Linked DNA regions of Mus musculus: regions 1 and 2 are each linked to region 3. Evidence: chromatin loops called from intact Hi-C (ENCODE). Cell type or tissue: heart. All regions are shown on one strand.

Evidence for each region. Peaks named below come from ENCODE experiments on the same cell type or tissue, not always from the same donor. Only the 100,000 strongest peaks of a DNase experiment are listed, where the experiment ranks them.
Region 1: a loop joins it to region 3, with 5 times the contacts of the local background. A loop is called at or near these places in 4 of 42 quality-filtered maps.
Region 2: a loop joins it to region 3, with 2.2 times the contacts of the local background. A loop is called at or near these places in 2 of 42 quality-filtered maps.

The regions. Positions count from the first base shown.
Region 1 is chr7:49,396,521-49,399,020 of GRCm38, forward strand. Nav2 (neuron navigator 2) reads left to right here. Exons shown (of 39, transcript NM_175272.3): 4 at 1,563-1,635. Among named protein-coding and RNA genes, the nearest start is that of Gm51447, 41 kb to the right of the region's middle. In heart, no CTCF peak of the experiment used is centred here; DNase peaks (open chromatin) are centred at 1,031 and 1,171; H3K27ac peaks cover 401 bases.
Region 2 is chr7:49,276,390-49,278,889 of GRCm38, forward strand. The region is part of intron 1 of Nav2 (neuron navigator 2); the gene reads left to right. Among named protein-coding and RNA genes, the nearest start is that of Nav2, 31 kb to the left of the region's middle. In heart, no CTCF peak of the experiment used is centred here; no DNase peak of the experiment used is centred here.
Region 3 is chr7:49,342,607-49,345,106 of GRCm38, forward strand. All of the region lies in intron 1 of Nav2 (neuron navigator 2), which reads left to right. The region is part of intron 2 of Gm51448 (a long non-coding RNA gene); the gene reads right to left. Among named protein-coding and RNA genes, the nearest start is that of Gm51448, 6.8 kb to the right of the region's middle. In heart, a CTCF peak has its summit at 943; a DNase peak (open chromatin) is centred at 825; H3K4me3 peaks cover 1,278 bases; H3K27ac peaks cover 1,533 bases.

The DNA of each region.
Region 1 (2,500 bases), 54 kb after region 3:
TTTAACAAAGGTGGGGCTGGGGAGATGGCTCAGCAATTAAGAGCACTGACTGTTCCTCCAGAGGTCCTGAGTTCAATTCATTCCCAGCAACCACATAGTGACTCACAACCATCTGTAATGGGATTCAATGTCCTCTTCTGGTGTGTCTGAAGGCAGCTACAGTGTACTCATACACATATAATAAACAAATAAATTAAAAAGGGGGTTCCCTACAGAGAGTTACTTCTAGCTGGAGGCTGTGTGGGCTCTTCTAAGATGGCACAGTTTCAGTCAGGTGGCCTGGGGCCTGTTTAATGAGTTAAACAGTGGGAGCCACCACCACCGTGGGGACCACCCTCCCAGTGAGACCATGATAAAAGCATGGAATTTGTTCGATGTTTTAACACCCTCCTGGAACCCAAGGCCTCAGGAGGTAGGAGCAGATCTACAAGCTGGAGTGGAAAGGGAGAATGCCAGAAGTCAGTGGCAGAATGAAGTCTACTTCATAGAGGAGGGTGAATCAAATTCATGAGGACCAGCCCAGAGCCAAGCTGTGCTCGGAGCTATTAAACTAAAACACTCTCGCCAGCTAGAGCCATCAAGACATTGCCTGAGAGTGGGGATAAGGACAATATGTTCATTGTGAAAGGCAGTCCTCTGTTAATTTAGAATAAATTCCGTGGCGTACATACTGGGTTGAGTGCATATAAACATTGGAGAGTCTGGGAAATCCCATTACAGGAATTAGTTGTGGATGGGAGTGGTGGAACTGGCACTGTGTAGTGCAAATTCTGTGATGTCCAAAGGTCGCTGTGCCCAGTTAAAAGCCGTTTCTTTTACTTTTGGTCACCAGAGACATTCATCAAGCCAGAATATTCTCCTTTAAAACAAAAAAAGTAATTAGGCCTGACAGCCGAAGTCAAATCAGACCTTTGGGAATGACCTAATTGCTTTTTTGTTCGAGGCCTGACATCGATTTGCCCTTGGCCTTGGTGTCAACACTAGCAAACACGGGCAGCCTCCCAGACTCCGGCTGGTGGCTCTATCCTTGCCACAGAGAGGACAAAGGACAGCGGCATCCCAGAGGTCATGGGACTCTGTGGTCACCTGCAATTCCTGCCAGGCTGAGAATTTTGTGGGTAAACCCTGGTTCCTGCTGAAACTGCCGCTCACCATGTGGACATCTGACTGCCTGCTTCTTTACTGACTGGAAATTTCCCCCCAGCAACTGGAGGATGGGTGGGTCTATCAATTTCATCTCCACCTCCGTGTTACTGGCAACTGCTCCGGCTTTGAGGATCACACTGTGGTGACATTGATCAAGATGAGAGATCTCATTCCGCCCTGGTTATTTTTGGCATCTGTGAGCAGTCCAAGGCCTCGACTTTTGGCACCGTGTGGTTAGGATATTAAGTAACTGCTTCCTGCGCTAGTACAGACAGCGTTTTGAGAGTCCTAACCTCGTCGCTCCCGTCTATCTCATTGGTCAATTCGAGTGCATTCTGCTTGCTGTTGGCTCCTCGTGAGTGGGTCTGGAGAAAGCTGAATGGTTATTAAACGTGTCTTGTGTTTTTCCCCTCTAGATTGAAAACATAGATGCCTGCTTGAATTTCCTGGCAGCTAAGGGAATCAACACCCAGGGGCTGTCTGCAGAAGGTGAGTCAGGGCCCACGCCTTTTCATCATTTGTGATACCCACCTGTTAAGGCCCACCTGTTACCTAACAGTCAATTGCTGCAGTCCTGACCAGGGGTGCCGGTGGGCTGTCCTGGCTGGGTGCCCTTTCCAGCACAGTTGACGTTACTAACTTTCTCACAGTTCTCAGATCACTCTAAGAATGCAGCCCTGTGTGCATGCCACATCTGCATGCCACAGAGGGTGTGGGGGAAGAGAATGGGAGCACACTGCTCCAGTTAGAGAAGTTCCTGCTTCAACAACACTGATTCCCTGTCCCGTGGCGCAGCAGGTTATCAACCAGCCATTATCTGTGGGAAAGAGAATATCCAACCACAGAACCAAGTCCAACCATCCAGCGCCCAAGGGAACTGCTTAGTCCTTGCTGGTGACATCTCACCTTGCTCTTGAAGACAGAGAGAGTGAGGTTTGCGAACACACTACCACCTTTTAGCCTCCCGATTAGCTTTTAATTAACTTGGATTTGGTGGCTAATTAGCATCAACAGTGTCTGCTAGTGGAGTGTTGTTAGGTGGGATAATAGTTTGGAGCCCGCTGGCCAGAATTATCTACCTCCTCAGTCCTCAGGCAACACTTCCACCTGGAATCTCTCAATCTCTCTCTCTCTCTCTCAATCTCTCTCAATCTCTCTCTCTCTCCCCCCCCCTTGCTCTCTCCCCTTCCTTCCCCCTCCCCCTGTTTGTAAACACAGGCAGCTGCCGGCTCTGAAGCTGCCATAGGCCAGGCATCTCCCCAGCTCATTAGGCTGCACCTGCCTCCAGTTTTCCCCGGAACAGGTAGTGCAGTCGGGGCAGTGCAGTTGTTCCTCCTGGCATAGCAGGAGTGTG
Region 2 (2,500 bases), 66 kb before region 3:
GCACTGCTCCCTGGTGGCTCAAGGGGTGGCAGGGAGGTGGTGTGCAGCCCAGAAACCTGAGCATGAGAGCATTGAGTCAGCGCTTGCAGGCCGCGCTATCTTGGGACCACCTCTGCCATGTTCAGTGGGAAGGTTGTGATGGGGCAGCAGCTCTGTTATGCAGGTAGAACTGACCCGCAGAACAGCAAAGATCAGGATGGCATTCCCTTCCGAGAAAATTGCCCCAAGTCCCTTTGTTCCCCCAGCTTTTTATACAGACCTTGTGGATGTTCTCAGGCCCTGGGGTCTTCATGTCCAGGAGATGGAGGGGTGCACCAATTTATCTGTACTTCAGAGGGAAATGATCTGTAGCACCTACACACATACACACACACTACACACATACACACATATACATACACATACAAACCACACACACACACACACACACACACCACACACATACATACACATACAAACCACACATACACACCACACACACTGCACACATGCACACCACACATACACATACATACCACACACATACACACCACACACATACCACACACATATACTGCATACACACACATACACACCACACACACACCACATGCATACACTGCATACACACACATACACACCACACCCACACACCACACACATATACACACCACACACACACATATACACACCACACACATATACATACCACACACACATACATACACACATACACACCACACGCATACACACCACACACATACACACGCATATACCACATACATACCACATACATATACTGCACACACACACATATACACACATACATACCACACACATACATACACACACACACACGAATACACACCACACACACACATGCACACACACACACACCATACACACTACTGCCTCCAGTTCTTGAAATCCAAAAAGGGAAAAGAAATAGATTGGGACACTAGGATTGTCACAGATTGGGCTGGGGCTGAGTCCTCCCTCTGTAATGTCTACTCTGTAACCTTTCTGGTGTCTTTATCTGTGGATCTAATGATAGGTATTGTGACTTCTTCAGGGAAAGGTAGAGCCATAATATTCTCTACTTCCGTCGTGTCTGCATGAGACCACGCTGAGTATAGTGGCACAGTAGTGTAGTAGGGTGCATACCTGGGTATTTGCACAGATACAATGTTTACTCTATGGCTTGTGGGAAGCTCCCTGTGTGCTGGAGTATTCAAACTCATGAAGAAGCGAAGCACTACTTTTTGTCCTTTTCCACCGGAAGTGTCTCAGGACTCAGCGCACCATGAAGGAGTTGTAGACTGTGGGAGAGAGCAAGAATGATTTACAGACCATGCTGCGGAAGCACAAGGTGGGAGTGACCTTGATCAAGGACATGTGTGGGTAGAGATGGCTAGCACCTGGACCCATCCACACGTCTGTGACTGATGGTCTGGTGCAGACCTGAAGTGTCTCAGTGAGTGAGCACCCTTCCCTTCCTGACCAGGCAGAAGGCTTCCAGCACTTTCCACCCACAGATTATTTAAGCAGGGCTGTGAGATGCTCTTGAATTTCTAACAGGCTCCTTTTTTTAGAAGCGGCATCACACTGTACATTTGGCAGGATGGATTCATTTCTCAGTTTGTTTTTGAACATGCTCAGAGGCTATTGACGATATTCTTCTATATGCAGAGTTAACACAGCCTTGACAAGCCTTGACTTCCCAGGCCAGAAACGTCCCAGTACCAGGCAATAGAACTGGGAAGGCCAAGGTATGAGAAACAGGTGGGGGCATCCCATTGTGCTCCATCCTTGCCGCTTTGAAGTCGCTGGATAAGCTGACTGCCGTGACCTGGTTCCCAGTTTGAATCAAATGCTAGGATTTTACACTGGGCTTGAACTTGATTCTTTCCACCATAGGCTGCATGATCAGGAGTTTGGAGGCAGGCAGTAACTAAGCCCACCCGTCAGCACTGAGCTCGGGGTGGAATGCAATCAGCTCACTTACTTCCCTTCTCCCTGCACAGCAAGGTGTAAGAATTAAGCTCCTTATGAGGGCAATGTCTGACTTGAAAATGTTGGAGCAAAGATTCCCACAGCGGGAAATCCTTTGGGCTGAGTTACATGTGCCTGTTTGGAACTTAGCAGATCTGTGAGCTCTCAGTAAAAAAAAAAAAAAAAAAAAAAAGCTATTCCCTGGAAAGGAACACTGAGTTCCAAGCCTTGAAGGCTGCTAGGAGTAATTTCTAGGATCATGCAGACTCCATATTTGTTCCCCAAGAGAAGACCTCGAGGCCAATGCAAAGCCCATTTGGTCTTCCAGCCCCATTTGTCATTTGTGAGCTGGCCTCCTTCTGTCTGGGACTTGAGGGAGCTGAGTCACAGGCGTGGCTCCCTCTGAAGGCCTCATGATCCCAAGGCCAGCTAATCCTTTGGTCTTGACTCTGAAAAATGAAAATCTCCCATGATTCAAAGGGAGTGTGATGAAGTGGGAAGCATAGAGATTTCAGCTTTGTGAATTCAC
Region 3 (2,500 bases):
TACAAGATATTTGTTTGGAGGTCACAAGAGGCCACTCTAGATTGTGTGGTTTTCCCATTTCTTGACTACATTGAAACAAGGCCATTTCAAGCAGGCCAGCACAGACTAGATCGCTAAGCCGCCATGCCTCTGTCTGGAAGTTTGGCAGGATGTAAGAGCTTAAAAGATCGGTTTCTGCTGACTCTTTTCCTAAAGCCTGTTTTCTTCCATTGCTTAACACCTGGGGCCAGCATCCGGCCGGAGGCCCCTGTAGCTTCGGGGCAGAGGCCCCTGTAGCTTCGGGGCAGAGGTCCCCGTAGCTTTGTCAAGATCCCTGGGAAAGCTAAGCCCAGGTGAACTCCGTTTCTTTGCAGGACTCAAGCGTGTAGACGCTCCTCCCTGTGGACTGTGAGAAGCAATGTAATGTAAGGGCAGGAAACAGGGTGTGAGGCAAAAGATGAGAAGCACGGAGGCACCCGGTGAGTTGGGAGGGTTTGGAAACCGTGTAGAAGCTGGAAGCCTGCAGGCTTCGGTGAAGTTTGCTCAGCCCGAACATCCACTGTAGTCTCTGCCAAGCACTGGATAAGGGAGGGGGCGGCTCCCCAGGTTTGTTTGCTTGGGGCAGCCAAAGAAACCGTGATGTATTTCCCCTGAATGTGTCATGAAAATGTAAGCACAGAGAGCTGGATTATTTTAGAGGGTTAAGAGAATCTGGTGGGGGTGACGGAGGTGCAGGAATCACAGCACCAAGAAGCCAGGGCAGGGGGCCAGGAGGCCGCCCCAAGGGTTGGGGTAACGTAAGCTGCGGCTGTTCAGGAGGTGGCCCGTGTAAGGAAATCTGACCACAGCTAAAATTAACCTCGGAGGCTTCACACGCCTCCACACTGCTTTGAACTAAACACCCCCTAGAGAGGGCACCGGCTGCTTGACCGCTGAGGATCACACTACTGCCTGCCAGCAGGGGTCCAGTTATGCCAATAAGTATCAACGTATGGGTCCCTGCTCGGGACCAAAGTCGTGATTCCTGTGACCATTATAAAGTGGTGAGCAAGTGAGGGGCATTGGCAGGGGTGTCTGGGGAGAGCTTGTTTGAATTGGGCTTTTGTTGAGAGGACGGTTCGGATTTATTGTCTGCGCTGGGTAAGGCTTTGAGTTCTCTGAGAGATGGCTCTTCACCACCCCCCTCAACCCCCACCCCCGTTGTTTTCTGTGTCAAGTGTCCTGGCGCAGGAAGGCTCGATGGTATGTATGTCTTTAGAGCAGATGGAGAAGGGTATGTCTGGAAGTTATTGGTGGCCTGAGAAGATACAGTTGCACAAATTCAGAGGAAGCCAGAGGCCAGATGTGCAGGGTCACTATGGCAACAGGTGTGGCCATTTCCATCTGGCTTCCCAGTGGGGCCTCAGCAGGTGCAATGGGGAGAAAGATGGGCTGTGTCAAGGCTTGGAGGTGTAGAGGGGTAGTCTAGAGGGCTTCAAAGTTTGGGGACTTGAAAGATTTGAGAGGGGAGCTAGAAGGAGTTCCTACCTGTTAAGACCCTGGCAACTCTGGCATATATATTTTCTTCTATCTCTCTCTCTCTCTTGGAGACACAGAATTTTTTTGTGTAGCCCTGGCTGTCCTAGCTTGGCCTGAACTCAGAGATCCACCTGGCTCTGCCTCTCAGTGCTGGGATTCAAGGCATGGACCACCACACCCAGCCAGCTGTGACATGGCATTTTTAGGAAGGGTATTACAGCCTTCCCTGCCCCCGGCCAGGACAACCCAGCTTCCCATGTGTGGAGAATCCACATGGGAGCTTGTGTTCACTGCAAAGAGGCAAGATGCACTTTTCTTCTTTAGTATCTCCTTAGCATTCAGATGATTCATGTCACACACAGCTGATGGCAGTATTGGGCACTGGTATCATGCCAGTGCGATCTAACAATCAGAGTGGTCATTTTGTTAGGGTCTAAGAGAGTGGCAAGAAGCTATAGCCTCATGAGTGGGAGCTCCCCGTTAGCTTATTCTTCTCAAGCTCCCCCGGCCCCTCCCCATCAAGCCCCCTCCCCATCAAGCTGCTAGCCCAACTTCTGAGACAACATTAGCCTCCCAAGGTGGCAAGCCTTCTTTGGAGAAGAGTGGTGTTCCTTTGTGCTTAGTTGAATGCTGTATATAACTGACCTTAAAACGGTCAAATGTGTAAGCCCTACAGCCTTTGCCTTGTGAGCAGACACTGTGTTGCAGGAATATGAATGATGTGAGGGAAAGCCCCCCTCATAAAGATGGTTTGACAAGGGTTTGGGACCACCCAGCTGTCCTGAGGCCTCTGAATCTTCTCAGAGGAAAAACTCTACAAAGTCAGTATTTCTTTCTGCTTGTGTGTGTTTGGGGACTTGAACTCACATCCCCAGACTTGCACCACAAGTGCCTTCACTGGCAGAGGCATCTTGCCAACCCCTTTGCCTTTTCTTGTTGCTTTCATCCTCCAGATGTGCTGGCTCGTCACAGCAACAAGGTTGCCAGGGAACTGGGCATCCGT